2 separate regions of the Homo sapiens genome follow, and region 1 is linked to region 2. A link is a contact called in ENCODE Hi-C or POLR2A ChIA-PET data. All regions are on one chromosome and are shown on one strand. The core of a region is the stretch at or near the end of the contact, and the rest is flanking DNA. Distances in the headings are between cores, read along the strand shown. Region 1 holds the start of LINC00604 (long intergenic non-protein coding RNA 604). Region 2 has its middle 140 kb from the start of LINC00604.

The links. Hi-C counts contacts between places; a loop is a spot of excess contacts on that map. ChIA-PET counts read pairs that join two places held with the same protein, here RNA polymerase II (POLR2A). Pooled maps may share reads with other maps.
Region 1: a map of PC-3 shows a loop between it and region 2 (2.3-fold over the local background). The contact joins the promoter of LINC00604 here to the enhancer-like site in region 2. A Hi-C loop is called at or near these places in 1 of 168 maps with a recorded cell type or tissue (PC-3) and 5 of 50 pooled maps. POLR2A ChIA-PET finds 5 or more read pairs at or near these places in 1 of 52 experiments (PC-9).

What each region holds. Positions count from the first base shown.
Region 1 is chr5:40,235,871-40,241,996 of GRCh38, reverse strand. LINC00604 (long intergenic non-protein coding RNA 604) reads right to left here and starts at 1,650. Exons shown (of 4, transcript NR_170327.1): 1 at 1,561-1,650; 2 at 441-562.
Region 2 is chr5:40,379,413-40,386,237 of GRCh38, reverse strand. No RefSeq gene overlaps it. Among named protein-coding and RNA genes, the nearest start is that of LINC00604, 140 kb to the right of the region's middle. Within about 2 kb of position 1,802, at least 7 of the 41 ENCODE cell types and tissues checked have a DNase peak (open chromatin) inside an H3K27ac peak, as active enhancers do; they include PC-3 and PC-9, where a contact is called at or near this core.

The sequences.
Region 1 (6,126 bases), core at 401-2,900, 140 kb after region 2:
CAGAATTTAAATGTTATAAGTTGCCAAGAAGGGTAGAATCACAACTTGATAATAAACCTAAATGTAAATTTAGAAATTAAAACATTAAAAAGTTAAGAATAAATAGAAGTTTTTTTTGTCTTTTGTTTTCTTCCTTTCAAGTATAAAACACTTCACAAATGCAATGCTATAGTAAATGTTTAAACCGTATAAAAGTATATAGATAAAAAATAGCAACATTTTCTTTTTCCTTCAAGTATCACTCTGTTCTCTAATTTTAACCAGTAGGTGATATTAACATTTTTAAAGGCTAAAAATAAATAATACTTAGAGTAAAGGGGAGAATAAATTTTCTAATAGAAAAAAAGTGATTTTAAATAAAAACTGATGTTGAAATCAATGAAAAAATATTGAGAGCATGAAGATAAGGGATAAACATTAAAGTAACTAATGGCAGGCACCTGTAGTCCCAGCTACTAGGGAGGCTGAGGCAGGAGAATGGTGTGAACCCAGGAGGCGGAGCTTGCAGTAAGCCGAGATCACACCACTGCATTCCATCCTGGGCGACAGAGCGAGACTCTGTCTAAAAAAAAAAAAAAAAAATGAAAATACTAAAACTTAGAAGTCATTAGAATTTATGCAAAAACAATAATATACACTAAAAGATATATAAATTGATAGATAATATTCTGATTATATATTTTTGTGAAATACATAATTATACATAATAATAATACATATATCTGTATACTATAAAACCTGATGACTTAAGCAAAACCCATATATTACATCTCACAAATTCTAGGTTATGAATTTGGGAAGTGTTTAGTTGGCAATTCCTTTGTTCCACATGGCATTAATAGGAGTTACTTGGTATTCATCTAAGGCCAAGCTGGTCAGGAAGGTCAATGTGAGACTCAATGATATCCAACATTTTGGTAGGGATTACTGGAAGGCTGGGTTCAACTGGATCTCCCCTTTTCCATATAGTTTCAATTCCTCTCTATATAGTCTCTCTAGAAGGGTAATTGGGCCTCTTGTATGACTGCTTAGGGCTCAAGAGAATATGTGGGCCTGCCTAGAACTGGCATAGTGTCAGTTCCACATTCTGTTGATCAAAGCAGTCATAATCAGACCCAGATTCAAGAGGAGGGTGAATAGATACCACAGCTAGATGGGAGAAGTTTCAAAGAATTTGTGGCCATCTATAATCTGCCACAGATGGTAAAGTAAATGTGTAAAGTGTGGCAAGAATGTAGAAAAAAAATAAAAGGAGATGAGCAAATGGAATCAAAATCTTCCATCAAAGCAGAACCAACAGCAGTTTAAAAAATAGAATATCCATATCTTCAATAACAACAAGGAGCTCAAATTCATCAAACAAACAAAACTGTAACTTAAACTAGCCAAGTGGCATGGATCCTCAGTAGAACTAACTGAAGAGAAACAACATGGCAAGGCCAACAACCCAGGACCTTTTATTTGTTTTTTATATGAGGGTATATTATTGTATTAGTTATCTATTGTTACCTAATAAACTAACAACCCCCTGCCCCACCAGAAAAAAAAAAAAAAACTTACCATGTTGCAGTTTTTGTGAGTCAAGAATCTGGCAGCAGTTCAGCTACGTGGTACTGGCTCAAGATTTCTCAAGAAGTTTCAGTAAAGACTGCCAGCAGGGTTGCAGTGTCATCTGAAGTCATGACTGGGGAGGGTCACTTCCAAGATGACTCATGCAGTTCTTGGCAGGAGGTTTTTGTTTCTGGCTACATGGGCCTGATCATAGAACTACTCATGACACAGCTTCCCCCAGAGTGGGTGATCCAAGGGCAAGAAGGTGCTCATCTAAATAGGAAGATGCAATATTTCTATAATCTGATTTTGGAAATGACATATCATCACTTCTCCTGAATGCTATTGGTTACAGTGACTGACCCTCGTACAGAATAAGAAGGGGGTAAACCAGGGTGCAAATACCAGGAGGCATGAATTATTGGGGCCTCTTGAAGGCATGTAGAGGAGTATCCAAAGAGTAAGGGAAACCTTTGCCTTCACTCTCATGTCACATCTGAAAGCTCACATCTTTTGCAAGAAATAGTTTTTTTCTACAGTTTTATCTTAAATTAAAAGATGCAATCCCTCCTGGAAAGGAAAGACACAGGGGCTCTTAAGACAGACTGTGCATACACAAATTTTTATTCTATGCCAGCTTCATGGTATGGTTAACTGCATTCTACAAGTGCCCACTGCAAATACTATCCTAAGAGAACAATGGACCGGTAAATATCCAATGGCTTGCTCTTTATGAAGATAAAAGTATAATAAAGCTTGCAGTGCATTGCAAGTGGGTTTTGGAAGACATTTCATTATGGCCATATAAAAAGTATACAAAATAGATTTAGATAATGCTTTTCACTCATAGCAAAAATACCAGCTTACAAAAGATATAAAAGAAAATGAGGTATGTATCACATCAATATTTAGGTCTGGAAGTAAGATTTAAAGGTCCGCTAGCCTAATACTTTTCAATCTGTTGACTTTGTTGAGTTATTTTTAATTGCTAATTTGTATACTATGAAATTTTCTTTGTGGAATACAGTTCTATGGCTTTTGACAAATGCATAGAGCCATGTATCTACCACCATACTTGTGATATGGAACAGTTCCATCACTCCCAAATTTTTTTTGTGTGTGGTCTCTTTGTTGTTAGCCCTTTCCATCCCCCAAACCCTGGCAACCATTAATCTTCTATCTGTCCTTGGAGTTTTGCTTTTTCCAGAATATTCTATAAATGAAATAATAAAATATGTAGTGTATTGTGGCTGGCTTCTTCTACTTTACAAAAAAATTGAGATTCTTCCATTTGTTGAATAGATCAATAGTTAGTGTTTGTTTTTATTTTATGCCAATAAAATCAGTTCTGGCCTTCTGATCTCTTTTGCACTTCATTGTCACTAAAGTAGTTTTTGATTTGGCTTTTCTCCCCAGTTTTGGTCTTGGTCTGTTTCTGGGTTAAAACACCTTGGTTCTGTTCAGGAATTTGGGAAACCTATGTTCTTAACAGTTGTACTAAAAGGAGAGATGGATAACTATTGTCCTGTAAATGATCCAGTATATATTTTTGTGTCAGATCCACATTTTGTTGATCAGGTATTGCCACAATAATGCTACATAAAAAACCACTCTAAAAACAAGTGGCTTACAGAAACAGTGTTCTTTCTTATGCCCCAGGATCTGTGCATCAACTGGGGTTTGGCTGATCTAAAGTCAATTAAGCCAGGTGGCTCTGCTTCAGGCTGAAGATTGGATGTTTTTTTCCAGGCTGTGGGTTGGATATAGTTCTGTCCCCTTATGTTTTCTTCTGTTTTCCTTTCTAGTCTGAAATAAGTTGCTGTCTGGGACATGTTCTACTCATGTCGGATCACTAGAGTCTAAAAGTCAAGCCAAGTCATTCAAGCATGTGAGGGCTGTACTTACATAGTGTCTCCTAACATTCTGCTGGCTAATGCAGATCTCGTGGCCAAGTCTAATATCAGTGGTGCAGGCAGATATGCTCTAAGCAGAGTGGGAAGGAGAGGTAGAATGAACTTTTATTGAACAATAATCCTAACTACTATATGTGGTCAGCAGTGTACCTAATTGAATTGACACAAGATAAATCAGAATTCCGTATTTTCCCGGACTTAATATTTATTTGGTACAAGATCACAAAGCAAGTTACTGATTCAAGACTAAAACATTACACAATTATTCCAAGTTTTTGTTTGACTCATTGGCTACCTCACTTCAACACATTGACTCTAAGCAGACACAACGGGGCAGTGAAACTAAGAGTTCAATCCTGAAACCACTGTCTTTGAGAACCATCATTACATATGCACTGGACTTTCATAGGCTGCCTGATGCCAGTTTAGGTGCTGTGATGTTGTATAATTTAAATTGGGAATTATTACTTCTTTTGGGAAGTTTACACTCAGAACAGACTGAGATGTCTGTTCTAAGATGGTATTTAGTCACACAAATCAAATACAAGTAGAGAATAATAAAATGTACAGCTGGAAGGAATTTAAACCACTACTCTAATTTCAAAGATCAGAAATTAGAGACCCAGAAAGATTAAATAATTTTCTGAAGGACAGTTGATGTAAGATTTAAGTCTAGAGTGTGGAATTTTTTTGTACTGGTGATTAGAAGGTGAAAACAGCATTCACAGCTATCAGAATTTATTGAAGGCTGGGGAGTTCCATGCCCTTAGTTATTTTTCTAAGTGGGGTAAACTATTTAGCAGTTAAGGCACACTTGCTACACTGACAGAAGATTTCAGACAATGCAAAAATGGAAACAATATGTCTGAATGTTCAGGTACATTACAAGAACTCATAGGCCCATTCACTGAATTAGTCTGTAGCCATGCTTTTGATCAGGGGGCTAAACTGGGTCCGTGGGATACAGTTTATTACAAGTAACAATGGCAGAGAGAAACTGAGATTTGTGGTATTTTATCATAGGAAGCAGATATATTCTCATGGTCATGAGGGCATTCTTAGCTTTTGGAGTGTTTGTGAGCGAGCTGGGGTGCTCTTACTCTCATTCTGATACTGCCAGCTTCTAGATTGTTCTTCCCTCTCTGCTGCCACTAATTATGAGCCCAGGAGAGGGAACTCAGAAACTATTCCTGAGTAACTTTGCTCTAAGAAAGACCAGTTGTGCAGACTCCTGACTACCTTCTTCAACCAAGTTTAATGGCTTTCTTGATCAATCCAATCAGAAGATTATAAGTAAAATAAGCACTCATGTTCATAAATGAAAAAAATCAAAAGAAATAAATATGCCTCACACAATTTTGGGGGCTCTCTGTTATTTGCCATGTATCATAGTAATTGATTCAAATGTGCAGTTGACCATTTACAATCAGCTTTTCAAAAAGCACCAGTTATTCAGATTGTATTTTCATTGCTCCATTGTTAAAAAAGACAACTGTGTAAGAATTCATGAATATGTATGCAAATTCATTCTTTTCTCTTTTTTCTTAGCATTGTCCCTGATAATCTTTATAAATTATAACTTACAAATTTAGTTCTTTCCTTCGTCGATTTGAGATAAGAGTTCTTAAACTTATATTGAAATCAGAAAGAGATTGTACATGATATTAAAATGACCTTAAGAGCACTTTTCCCATACATGTCTTGTTGCTTTTGTGGTTTATGTCCTGTATGAGGGACTTGCTTATGTCCCTCATTGTTAGGTCTTTTTATATCTTTAAATATTTTGTGATTATTATTCCATTGTGCCCTGTAAGTCTTGTGGTAGCTGTGCTTGTATGGAAAACAGAAACAGATGTATGTACCAAACTCAATAAATGTCCTTTCACTTGTTCACAAAGATTAGCTTAGTAAAATTAATTGGGATTTGATGGAAGTGCAACTTGGTAAATCAAAGAAGACTTCCAAAAGGATATGGATTTTAAACTACTTCCAAGAAAACCAGAGGAACATGGAATTGCAAGAATGGAGAGAGTCAAGATGAGGGTGAGAGCCACAATTAAAACACACACACACACACACACACACACACACACACACACATGCACACATGCAATAGTAAACATAAAAAGGAAGGAAATAGAGTGATTATAATTTTTAACAAAGTATTATTTGACTGATAACAATGGTAAAATTTCCATTCTCCAATTACATGCTGTCTTTATCTTAATAATAGCATCTAAATGTAGTGTTGGTTAAAGTGAAATAAACACAAAGTTGTTTGGGAACACATGAATACAAACCACAGGATGATTCATTTATATTTACATACGGGGCTTCACTTACCATAGCAGGACTCCAGAATTTACCAGAAATCTTCTGGAATTTTATAGTTGTGGACTACTCTAATTAAAAAAATGTTTTCAGCAAGGGATAGGCCCTATCTACATGCCTCTTGGAAATAGTATGAACTGGATCTTCATTGCTAAATTACTCTACTAAAGGGAACATGTCTTGGCCTCTAGTGTATAAGCTCCATGTCGTTTTGCAGATTTTGAACACAGAGGGCAAGTGATGCCCTTTTGCCTGGTGGTTCCTATCTTGAAACACTCAATGTAAGACTCTAAATGTTGAACTAGAGGTCACTTGGTGTTTAAATATTAGG
Region 2 (6,825 bases), core at 553-3,052:
GAGTAAAACTTTCCCTGTTAGTGTCTATCTTAGTGTTTTCTTCTTAGGACTTTTCTCAGTTCTTCTCTATTTTTCCCATGAGAATCAAGAATGTAGAATCTTGGTTGCTTTTTTAATTTTTCTGCTAACCATTCTCTATCAAGGGTCTAGTACAGTGCATTCACATAAAAGGCACTTACATAACTATGGAATTAGTGATACTATAAAAGAAGAGAAGGCTGGGACAATGGTTAGATACCTTCTTTGGCTTTAAAGATTTGAATAAAAATGTGTTTCTAGATGAGTTGAATACTGGAGTTCAGGAGCTGATTTTGCAGCTCCTGCAGGCTGGAAGTTTGAATGGTCCTTTCCTTGAGCTTCACCTGTACCCAGGGGGTATGGGTGACTCACTTGGCAAAAATTGCCTTGTGTGGTGCTTGTTCTCAGCCTGCTTGCCAGATTCCTCTTCCTGGCAAGGTAGGGCCCCATTCTTTTTCCTTTTGAGGAGTGGAAATAGTCTGGTGTTTGTGGATCACCAGCATCCAGGAAGTGCTCCTGGGATAGCCCTACTTCAGAACTGTGAGTGATGTTTAAAGTGTTGGTGACCACACAGGTTTCTTCACACTTCTGCAGCCAGCTGGCATTCCAAACTCATCATGCTCAAATTGACTCAGTCCTAAATAACCAAACACTGTGAGAGGGTGGAAATTTGGTTTCCAAAGGGAGTTACTGAAGTTACAAATCCTGACTAAAGTATATATTTTTCACATATAAAAATAGTCTCTGGGCTCTTGGATCAGTTTTATTTTTTTTCTTATGCTTTTAATCATAGAAAATAGTCTCCCCATACTTCTTTTGGGAAACATAGTACGTTTTTTTTTTCTCCTCCGTTGATATTTAGTGCTAAGAGTGAATTTACCAAAGGGTTTGTGAATTCTGTCTGTATATCTTAATGTGCACCCACAACTTTGTAGACAGATGGAAAGATGAAGTAATTCAGAGGTTCAAAAGAAAAAAAAAAGCAGAAATGAGCAACATTTCATAATCTTCTTTGCAACTGGCTTCATTGACCTTTTTCTTACTTAGCTTCCTTCCCTTCACGGCAAGCTTTTGAAAAAATTGGGGACAATGTAATAGTGAAGTGACTATTCTATGTTTTACAGGAAGATTTAAATGAGAAACAATTGCATTGACCAAATTAATGAGCTAGATTGTAGTAGGGCAAAGGTTGCCTGGGGTGTATGCAGGGGGAGGGCAGGAGGGATTCAGCTGAATGAAGTGACAGCCCTCTTTGTTAACTTCAGACCTGGAGGTGTGCTACAGTGTTTTGTCATTGAAGGGTGTATCATCTTAAGGGCATGTAATTTGCTATTAGTTCTCAATTTCAAGCTATTTCCCTCTTAAATCTGAAAAAGTACCAATCTGAGGAGATTATGCCAGGTATATACTGAGTGAATGCTTCACAAGTGAGGCTCATCCAACATTATGGTGAACATTACTATTTAGTCTCTATAAAATTATATCAGAAAGTGAGAAGTATAGATGAGATTTGCTCCAATTCACTCAATGAATCTGGCAGGTTGGAAATAGGCTATTACACTAGACTTCCTGATGGTTTAGTGGGAATTCCTTTGCTTATGAAGCATCCATTATTGCCTGAGGCATTACTAGTGATTAGAAGGGAAATATTTCTGCTCCAATGCCTTTTGCTTCAGCAACCATAGTTTAGCCACGCAAGGGGGAATCACCTTTGCTCTGGTTTCTTGTCTTAGTGTGAAAAGTCCCTGAGCAGCAGCCTACCTCTCCCTTCTCCTCATATTTAATCAGTGAACACTGATGGGGTAGCTTCAAGAGTAGGTACTGTACTAAAGCAAAGGCTGGTGGTTATGTTGGCAAAATAGAAAATGAAAATAAAGGAAACCCTATACAGTAAGTCCTCACTTAATGTTGTTGATAGGTTCTTGGAAACTGTGACTTGAAACAAAACAACATAGAATGAAACCAATGTTTTATTCTTATCAAGGATGTTGAAAGAAATGATATTATTCAAAGACCTGTTGTATGTCATTTCACTTTAAGTCACAGTTTCCAAGAACCTATCGACAGCATTAAGTGGACTTACTGTATATCATAAAGTGGAAAGTTTGGCACAGTAGTTACAAAGGGCAAGAGACGAGAAATATGAGGCTAAATTAAACAAGGGCTAAAATTTTAGATGTTATTTAGCAGAAAAGTTATGGTAAGGGAAATATTATTTGGGATTGTGCTTCTTCTATACATTACCTCATTCATCTCTATGGTAACCCTAAAGACACATTGCACAGGCATTCTTCCCAATGAATGCATGAGGAATCTGAGGCATGAGACATTTAGTTACATAACTGACTCTCCAGCTCATTTAAGGCTGGAGATAAAGTGAGAGCCAGAACTTTGGTTCTGAATTTTCTTTGAAAGATTTTCTGGGATCTCTTCTAGCTGTGTGATTGTTATGTGTAGTTTTAAGCATTTATGAGCATCTTACCACCATTCCCAAGAAAATGATCTATGAAGAAAATTGTCTTAATCAGCTCAGGCTGCTACAACAAAATACCATAGACTAAACAAAATACTATGCAATTTGAAGGCTGGGAAGTCTAAGATCAGAGCACTGGTAGATCTGGTATCTGGTGAGTGCACTCTTCCTAGTTTGCAGACAGCTGTTTTTTTGTTATATCTTAACATGGCAGAGAGAGATGATCTCTTGTTTGCCTCTTATTATAGAGGCACTAATCTCATTCATGGTGGAGGATGAATGAGATTAGGGGATGGTTCCACCATCATGACCTAGTAAGTTCCCAAAAGTCCAACCTCCCAATACCATCACATTGGGGATATAGGCTTTAATATGAATTTTGGGAGGACACAAATATTCAGTCCATAGCAGTTGTGATGTACAATATCTCTTCATATCATTTTAAAAAAGGAACAATGGATAGGCTTTTAAATTTGTGTCTTAGCTGTCTTTCATCTAAAATTACCAGTTCTCAAGTACTCTGCAATTTAACTGCTTTCAGAATTTCACTGCCTATCTATTGATGGCATTTTAACTTTCTGGAGCCTGGCAGCCACAGTCACTTAATTAAAAACATATTTGTTTTATTAATAAAGTAGTTACCATTATTTATTATTCAATTTTCAAAATATGGTTGATAATGAACACTCATGGTTTCTTGTTGAAGCAGGTAAATTAGGAAGAAGATCAAGTCTCTCTGAGTTGAATTTACCTTATAATCAGCCTGAAAGCAAAATAAACAATATAGTGTTCTAGTGTTTGAAGGACATGCCATCATTTGCTAAGAAAACATTTAGGTTTTTGAAGATTTTGTAAAACAGTTTGATCCTCTATAGTGCATATTTTGTTACACACATTTTTTTTTTTTTTTTGCTGTGGTCACTAGTAGTGAGGGAGATGTTTATTGGGCTAAACCTAAGGAACTTCGATCACATTGGAAAAATGAGAAGAACAAATAGCAACAAATCCTCCACACATACTGATTGACTTGGACACAGTCTCTTCAGTTTACCTGTGACAGTGTCACCATGGATCATCCTGCAGGCATCTGTTTATCCTCCTTCTGTCAACCTTCAAGTAAAGGCTGTATCTGGAATGTCCTACATTTCCCCATTTATGATCTTTCAGCCCAGATTTATCTTAAATCGACTGAGATTTTCAGCCTATATAACCTTTAGGGATAATAATATCTGGAAGTTTGTCACCCTGTAACCAAAGTAGCACTTTATAATTGAATCAATAGACTTGATTGCATTCTCTAAGAGATTCAGTCTGAAATTTTGTCTAGTTAGAGTCATAGGTCTGTTTCTCTGAAGGAGGTAAAAGAGGATTCATCCAGCCAGTTGTGACTCTCAGGTAAGAAATTTACTTAAGTAATCCATGTGTACTCTCCACCTGTGAGTCTTTAGGTGGCAGTTATAATTTGGTACATAGATGACCTTGTAAGTTTGTTTTAGTCATAGATACTTTACATAAACATAAGTGTAACAGAGGATATTTATTCATCATAAAGTAATGTTCTTCTGGTGGCCACACCTTTAAGGAACATAATATAGCACAGCTTTAGAATGAAATAGTTACCAGATGACATCTTTAAGTGACTCATTGTTTTTTGAAGATCTTGGGGATAAAAGTTCAAATGATATAACTTCCAGGCAAGGGCAATTTCTTGATTATAAAATGATTAAGAAAAAAAGTTATTATATTGGAAGTCTCAAATTTTATCTTCTCACATATTTTTGTAGGTTGTATTATGCATACTGTCAACGTAGTCTCTAATGTTTTATACAAACTCTCAGGAGGAAAGGAGCTAAGTGAGTGGGAAGGATTTGCCATGAGTCATTTGTAGTAATGGTAATGGTATAGACGTACTATCTGGCATAATTAAACTGGTGATGGGAGGTAGAGTTCTCTTGTGTGCACTAAATTCCATTGTTCAATGCAGAATTTCTTAACTTCTCACTATTTCATTCACTCTTTGAGTGCGCCTGTTTTTGGTCAAAACCCGAGGAGTTGTTGGTGGAGTTAGATCGGTTAACAACATCATATCTGTAAAATGCAGGTGACACAATTACAAGGATCATTTAGGGGTGCTTATTACATATATTGTACGTACATATATAGTTCCCCCAGACTACTAAACCAAAATTTCCAATGATAAGACCCAAGAGTATGTATTTTTTAATGGGAACCTTAGACTATTCTTATAATCACAAATTCAGAAACTTTTATCTTAACTAGATACTGTAGGAAAAGCATCTACGTTCTTTTAATTACAGCTAGTACTTTCATTATATTTCAAGTTTTCAAAGCACATCTCATCTCAATTTGTTGTGTAAAGTAGGCAGGGTGAGCATTTTTACCTTGATTTTACAGATATGATATTGTTAACTGACCAAACTTAGCCAACAACTCTTCAGGTTTTAGTTGAAAACAGGAGCAATCAAAGAGTGAGTCGTTGAGGATTAGCCACTCCCCATAACTGCAAGCCCAGGTTGTAATGACAGCATATTTCAGATAATGGTCTATTATACATATGGACATTTATTAGAGGAGCAGGCACCAAATGAGTCTGTAAGTCTGACGAAGTTCAAGTGAACTATCATTGGAGGTTCTTTAACAACACAGAAGAAATATTCACCCGAAGCACACATGGTGACATTCAGAGGTTGGCTCTTGTGCCGTCCTAAACTATTGGCTGGACACCAACTCATTAGTGACTAAAGTCAGTGCTTTCCCTAAGGAACTCAGGGTATAGGTCTCAGTGGTTTCTTATGAAGACAAAGGTGGAGACTGTTTCTAAAATATTTAGTTATTCCAAATGTCTCAAACACTGTTAATTTCACCAGAGAGGGAGCCCAATTCTAACATTCTTCATGCTAATTTTCAAGTCACTAGAATTTGTTACAAGACTGGTCCACGGATCAGCACCATTGACATAACCTGGGAGCTTGTTAGAAATGCAGGTTCTCAGCCCTGCTCAAGACCAGCGTCTTCATTTTAACAAGATTTTTTGTGATTCAGAAGCATGATAAAGTTTGAGGAACACTGTTCTATAAGTCAGATGCCCCTTGTTTATGCCTTCTAATATACCATAAAGCTGTGATCTGCCTCTATTAGAGCATTTACCATGTTGAATTACAGAATTCATACATTTTGCCAGTTCTACTAGGTCAATTATTATGTCTTACTCATTTCTGCATTTCTATCACATGGCATATATTAGATGCTCAATTCATGTTGAATGAATGAATAAGAAAACTTTCACATGATAAAATTAGTTTTTCAGATCCAATTGTAGTTTTCTCAGATTTATAACTGGCTATGCATCCTCACACACTTGAAGTCAAAATGTGATTAGAAGACAGGGTAGTGGCCAGCTTTCCAGGGCTACCAGTGAGAAAGAAGTAGGTATTGGACCTAGGAACCAGGAAGTAATGGCATGATAGGAAACTCATGAGGGACGGCTTTAGTCCACAAGTAAGTGGATATTGGGAGAAGGTAGAGTTACTTAAGGGGACTGCTATGGAGGGTTTGTGTCCCTCCAAGATTCATGTTAGACCTTAAATCTCAAGGTAATGGTATTAAGAGGTAGAATCTTTGGGATGTGATTAGGCCATGAGCACTCCACTCTCATGAATGAGATTACTATCCTTATAAAAGAGGCTTCAAAGAGCAGTCTGCCCTTCCATCCCATCTGCCAGGTGAGAACACAGCAATTGTACCTTTGGTTTTCTCTACCATTTGAGAACACCATGAGAAAATGCCATTTATGGAAAAGGCCCTCACCAGACACAAAATCTGCTGGTGCTGTGATCTTGGACTTCCCACCCTCCAGAACTGCGAGAAATAAATTTCTACTGTTCATAAATTACTCAGTCTGTGGTATTTTGTTATAGCAGCAAGAATGGACTAAAACAAGAATCATATACACCAGTGATTCTGAATATGTTTTCTGCCTCAAGCCACCCAAGAGATTAGGCAGATTTCCAGCAGTAAGAAGAACTAACTATAACAGAGTTTTTCACTGGAAGCTCTCCCTCAACCATATATAATTCTGCTACAACTCATACCCATATTTTCTGCTAGACTCACTGAGATATGCTGTTGGCTTAATGTCCGGTGTTTTGAATGGGGCAGGAGGGCACTGAGAGGTAACAGTTACCAAGAGCAAATACTGTGTTTGGAATCAAGTGTTTGTTATGGATGGTTGGATTTAGGTGTCTAACCTGGCAGATTAGGCCTAGGTGTCTAGGAATTCAACATCAGGAAACAGCAGGTTATAAGAGGACTCA